2 separate regions of the Mus musculus genome follow, and region 2 is linked to region 1. Evidence: chromatin loops called from intact Hi-C (ENCODE). Cell type or tissue: left cerebral cortex. All regions are shown on one strand. Each heading gives the region's core, and the rest is flanking DNA. Links, peaks and the distances in the headings are about the cores only. Region 1 has its middle 48 kb from the start of Gm22269. Region 2 has its middle 92 kb from the start of Gm22269.

Evidence for each region. A loop is a pair of places that touch in the nucleus more often than their neighbours do. Peaks named below come from ENCODE experiments on the same cell type or tissue, not always from the same donor. Only the 100,000 strongest peaks of a DNase experiment are listed, where the experiment ranks them.
Region 2: a loop joins it to region 1, with 7 times the contacts of the local background. A loop is called at or near these places in 1 of 42 quality-filtered maps.

Annotation. Positions count from the first base shown.
Region 1 is chr3:57,100,399-57,103,317 of GRCm38, reverse strand. No RefSeq gene overlaps it. Among named protein-coding and RNA genes, the nearest start is that of Gm22269, 48 kb to the right of the region's middle. In left cerebral cortex, for the core only: a CTCF peak has its summit at 2,460; DNase peaks (open chromatin) are centred at 891, 1,232, 1,553 and 2,594; H3K27ac peaks cover 2,388 bases.
Region 2 is chr3:56,961,084-56,964,002 of GRCm38, reverse strand. No RefSeq gene overlaps it. Among named protein-coding and RNA genes, the nearest start is that of Gm22269, 92 kb to the left of the region's middle. In left cerebral cortex, for the core only: a CTCF peak has its summit at 1,302; DNase peaks (open chromatin) are centred at 575, 1,230 and 1,876; H3K27ac peaks cover 2,262 bases.

The sequences.
Region 1 (2,919 bases), core at 264-2,763:
CTCCCAATAAACGTGTGCAGAAGGATCCTGTTGCAGCATCGTTCTTCCTGGCCAGTTGAGCATGTGCAAGAAGAATTGTTGTTAAATGTTGAAAATAATGCTTGGCGAGAAAGAAAATGTCGCAATATTTAGTCCCTTCAAATCTACCTTACATGACTTGGTGTTTATGTCTCTACTTTTGTCAAAGCAGGTTATTGGAGCCAGCTACACAATGAAAAACTCTCCCTGAGAGATATTCAACTGTGGTAGTGGGTGCTGTGACTTTGTCTTCTATGTCCTCAGAGCTCTTCTACTCTGGAGATGGATGGCCCCATTTCTCCAGCCCAGAGTGATGTCCTGCAGCAATTACTGCATTGAGCAGCAAGGCCCCAGTTTAAAGAAAAAGCCATAGGTCATCACTCCTGAAGAACAAAACATTTGCTTCTCATGTAACTTGAAAGGAAAGGTTCTTGGGTAGCTAGAACGGTGAGTAAAACATTTGGGGAATTATTATTATTATTAATTATTATAAATAGAAAAGGGAACATTTTCTTGAAGAAATGCTATTTTCATATCAGGGACGTTCTGTTTGGATACCTTCAATTCTGCCATCAATATATTAAAGTCAAAACAAAGCTTTTGAATGATTTATACATTTTTCTCCTAAGTTTATCTTACTTTTTAGAACTGAGACAGTACCCTAGTTAAAAATATTTTTTCTTCATCCTGGATTTGTACCGACAATGGTATAAATGAAGCAAGAGACAGTAAAACCAGATTCATGTAGCCCTGTCTGCCCATTACTTTTAGTGTTCCTTGTACTTTAAAATATGCGCTTCCACAGAGGAAGAGAGAGCTATTTTCACTCAGTGTTTATATAAAAGTAATTTGTTGCCATGGCAATACAGTCTCCATGCTGTGTTTTCCAAACACAGATTTTTCTAAAGGTTTTATGGAACTAGTTATTCCTGGTATTGCCCATATACAATAGCATACTTACCTCACTGTGGTGGGCCAAGCACTGGCTAGTCCATAAGATTCAGCTTTTACTCTCTTTGAGAGTGATTTTAATATTTTGATTCATATCAATATAAGTCCCTGGGTGGAGGAGAGAGAGAGAGAGAGAGAGAGAGAGAGAGAGAGAGAGAGAGAATTTGAAATTCCAGAACCCCCTTTTTAACAAGTACAAAAGTGTAGAGTTCCAATTTTCCTTTCTTTCTTAGGAAAGACATCGCTAACACTAACCAACCCAGACAGGATTCATCAGCATAGCATTCTCCAGTCAGCCAGGCACGACGGTGCTATTTCTCTGTGATTCTTATTTATAAATTTTCAAGTGATACCAGCAATTCTTCAGTCATTTTGAAAACCAAGAAACATAGGTTTCATTATTTCCCACTTAAGGAAGGTATATTAGAAATAGTAAATAGAGCATAGAGAGCAAATCCATAAGGTCCAAGAATTGGAATGAATCAATAATTAACAATTGCCTGGAAGGTATAGGAGACTAAGGTAGGCAGAAAGAAAAGAGATTTGGTCAGAGAAATATGTCAGCTTGAGTTTGGGCATACTACCTGTGAGCTGATGCTGGGCACTCGGCCATGTGGACCAGTTAGTACAGGCATAGTCTTTCCAAAGGCAAAGAACAGCAAAATAATGTGAAGACTAAGTGAATAGAAAGAAGCAATAATATGAAACCACAGAAAATAGAGACTAAACGTACAAAAGTCATATTAGCTGTACAGAGATTAGATTTATTGCCATTTGAAGAGTAGAACCTCCTTCTACTTCAGGGACTCAGAGGTCAAGGTCACAACTTGTGTTTGAAGAACAAGGTCTATTCTCAGGGGAATCCCTACTTTCAAGGTAGAAAATACATAAGAAGAAAAGCTTTAATTAAACAAGAGAGTAAGCAGGGATCCTGTCTTAGAATTGGGACTGGAATGGAATTCTTGCCTTCTACCCCAAATCAAGGCATTTATGTACACCTGTGGATATATTCAGCCCCAACAGCCAGATCAATGAGGACACTTACACTGCCTTTTCTTTCACACCCATTTGGAGGCAGGAATCAAAGAGAACTACATCCTAAGAAAATGCCCAGTCTGAGAAAATACAGACTGGAAAACAAAACAACACAAAACAAAAACAAAAACACTTCTGAGTCTAATCTAGCTTTAAACACTATCATTCTGACTACCAATGAAATAATTTAAGAGATGGTGATTTCTAACTAAATTCATTTTTCTGAATGTTCTTTTTCCTATGATGAACATTTGGCATCACAGCTTTAACATTAATAGTCACCCAGTTAAGAAACAAAAGTTTGAGATTCATCTGAACGGACAGAGTGGGGAAAAAAAAAAAAAACAAAGGTGAAAGTGTCTTCATTTCATTTCCTGCAAGAGGTAAATACTGTGGCATGTTTTCTATTTGTGTGGCTGAATTTTATAATACCCTAGTGGTTTGGAAGGTATGTTGGCCTAGTTTTATGTTAACTTGATGCAAGATAGAGTTCTTTTTGAAGAGAGAATCTCTGTTGAGAAAATTCACACAACAGCTTGGCTTGTGGACAAGCATGTAGGAACATTTTCTTGGTTATGGTTGATGTGGGGAAGGTCCCACTCACTAGCGGTGGTGCTATGTCTGTCTGGGCTGGTGGCCCTGAGTGATTTAAGAAAGCAGGCAAAGCAACCCAGCAAGCAGCACTCCTTCATGGCTTCTGCTTTAGTTACTGCATACAAGCTTTTGCCTGGAGTTCCTAGCCTGACTTCTCTGGACTATGGACTACAAGCAACAAGCTTAAATAAACCTGTTCTTCCCAAGTTGCTTTTGGTCATGGTGTTTTATCACAGCAATAGAAACCCTAAGACAATAGGTAAAGTTATTCGTAAGGTTTAAGGTAAAGGAATTCACCCAAAGGGAATTAACAATCGAGTA
Region 2 (2,919 bases), core at 268-2,767, 140 kb after region 1:
CTTACAGGATGAATCTCATGATTCACACAAAGTCATAAGAGGCTAATCTTTGACTCAGTGTTATACCAGCTAAAATATGTACTAATTATAAAAAATAAAAGAATTTCAATGGAGAGAACACTGATGTGATCTGCAATTACAGGCAGAAGGACTTAACAGGGTATGCAGAATCCTTATTTTAATAGCAAGCAAATGTGATGGGGGTAGAGGTAGAAACTGTCTTGAGCAACATAAGACAATCTCAGTGCTATGACCCAGCACAGGTTTCTCAGATTCTAATGTAACATTCTAGATCTCTTTCATGAGGTCTAAACTAAACTACTGGGCAAAGTGGCAGAAGGGGCAACCTCAACTGGACTGTGTTCTGTACTCCTTTAGCTGGCGAGCAATCTCCAAAGTCCTGGTATTGTGCTTTTAGCTTAAGAGTTCCACCTGTTAGGTCAGTATATTTTCACTCACTTGGGAAGTCTGCCCACAGCCACAAGGAGCCAGGTGACATCACAGAAGGTGGTGCTGATGCATGTCTGCTTCCCAGAGCAATGCAAGCAGGTTTTCCATCACCAGCTGCCATGCTCCTGGAACTTCATTCACACCCTGTGTTGTTTCTCCAAGTATATTCGAGGGTGAGGCTAGATTTCCTTGGTGGCAGATTGCAGTTTGGTATTATTAGAAAGTGTTAGTTAAGGTTGTCGAAAACCCTTTGCTTTCCTCTGCCTGTCAATATTTATTGATCCTCCATGGTGTCCAGAGCTGCATTTCCCCTATTCACCTCCCGGCTAGCAAGATCCCTCTCCAATTCTGGTTTAAGAAAAGGATTTCTTTTTCTTCCAAAGCAGTGACATTCAGCCACGCGTGATCACTTCTTTAAAATGCATTGCAAGCCACTGCACATTTATTCCTTGTATGACAGAGACATGTGTGGACTTGTGAGAAAAGTCTTCTTAGCCCAAAATCCATCTCAGCAGTGAATGTGAAAACCTAGGATGATGGTATGGATGACAACTCCTGCTCAGAGCATCCTTTCCAGAGGGCAGTGGAACTTGCTTCATCTACAGAGTCCCTTTGCTTTTGGCAGTCAGTGCTGTGAGGATGAGCACCAAGAGGCCATTGGAATGAACTTTCTGTTCATGTCAGAGTGCAGACAGAGAGGAGTAGGTGGGAATGACTCAGTGAAAGAACCAGGCATCTGCTCGAATGGGGAGACTGATATGATTCACCACCTGCTCCTCTGAGCAGGGATCTGACTCACTGTTAAGAGAGGCTGGTTTCTAAGGCAACCACAAAGGGGCAGGCAGCAGCAGCTTATGTGAATGTGGTTTCATGCGGTCACTGGTTCCCTTGTCTAGTGACTTCCATACTTGGCTGGTTACCTCCCAAGAAATGCTTTCATTTCGTTAAATGCCATTGCAGAGAGAGGAAAATGTTCTCTCTCTCTCTCTCTCTCTCTCTCTCTCTCTCTCTCTCTCTCTCTCTCTCTCTCTCTCTCTCTCATGATTATTTATAGATGCACACATGTTAGTAGCAAAGGCTTTTGTCTGTCCACAAATTAGCAACTGATTTCTGTTCTGAGTGATCTTGCCACCAGCCCCATTGGAAAGGCCCTGTTCATGGCAGGAAGGAAGGATTCAATTGGAAAACTGTAAAAGAGAAAGAAAAACTATTGAGTCTTGCCTGTCATGGTGGTACACATCTTTAATTTTAGCATTCAGGAGGTAGAAGCAGGTGGATCTCTGTGCATTCTAGGCCAGAGTGCTCTACATAGTGAGTTCCAGGCCAGTCATGGATAGGGAGTCTCCATCTCAAAAAAAAAAAAGTACTGAGACTATGGAGTCTAGTTACATGATCATGACTCAGATGTATAGTGATTACAAGATTTTTGCTAAAATCTAGTCCTTAAATATCCCCAGAAGGCCCATATGTTAAAGACTTTGTCTCCAGACTTGTGATGCTGAAACCTGTTGCAAACTGCTGAAGGTGTAGCCCAGTGAAAAGGTTTGGTCACTGATGGAGAAGACGAAACAGAGGGTGGGAAGATCTCCAAGGGGATGGTGGAACCCTAGTCACTTTCTCTGTCTCTCTGTAATGCTTCCCTAACAACAAGAAAATGGTTAAGTTTCTCCACAGGAGATCCCTATGTATGATGCCCTGCTACATACTCAAATGCAATGACGTCATGGGGTCAAGGATTGAAGGACCCAAAGTTGTGGGCCAAAGGCCACTTTTCCTGTTCACAGTACCCCCTCCCCTACCATTTTGTTACAATAATGAAGAACTGCCTAATAGAATAGATATATAAGGACAATATCCATACATCTATTTTATTCTCTTCTCTGCAGTGCATGTGTGTTGGGACTGAGGGGTAGGACCTTTCCAAATTTCAATGCATTTGGAACCCAAGGACAACAGAAACATCGGTTACTATGAGCAGAGTGACATATATGGATTGTACCAGAGAAGAAGACTTTCTATTCTACTAGGCTAGTCAGGATGCTAATTATCCCTGCAAGGCAGTATATAAGTTCGTACTTAATCCAATTAATTGAATAAAAAGTTTGAACATAATTATTATCTTGTTTGGAAGTGAAAAACTGCTGCCAAAACACTCCAGAAGTTTCTTCATCTAAAAGACAAACTTTCCCACTTGAATTTAATTTGTGCTCATCAATAGTTATTAATAGCTTCAAATAACTTTATTATAGACAATGATAAGGAAAGCAGCAATTTATCCAGTTTTGAAATTACCACATGTCCTGATTTTGTGTGTTTTACATTTAACAAATTTTTGTTAGGTATTTTCCCCTAAAGATTTTTTTTTTATACAATTAATTCTATTGTTGAGAGAGCTAGATAATACTGTGCATACTTAAAGAGTAAGAACACTCTGAAGAGCCAATGCATTTATCCTTACATTCAATAGAC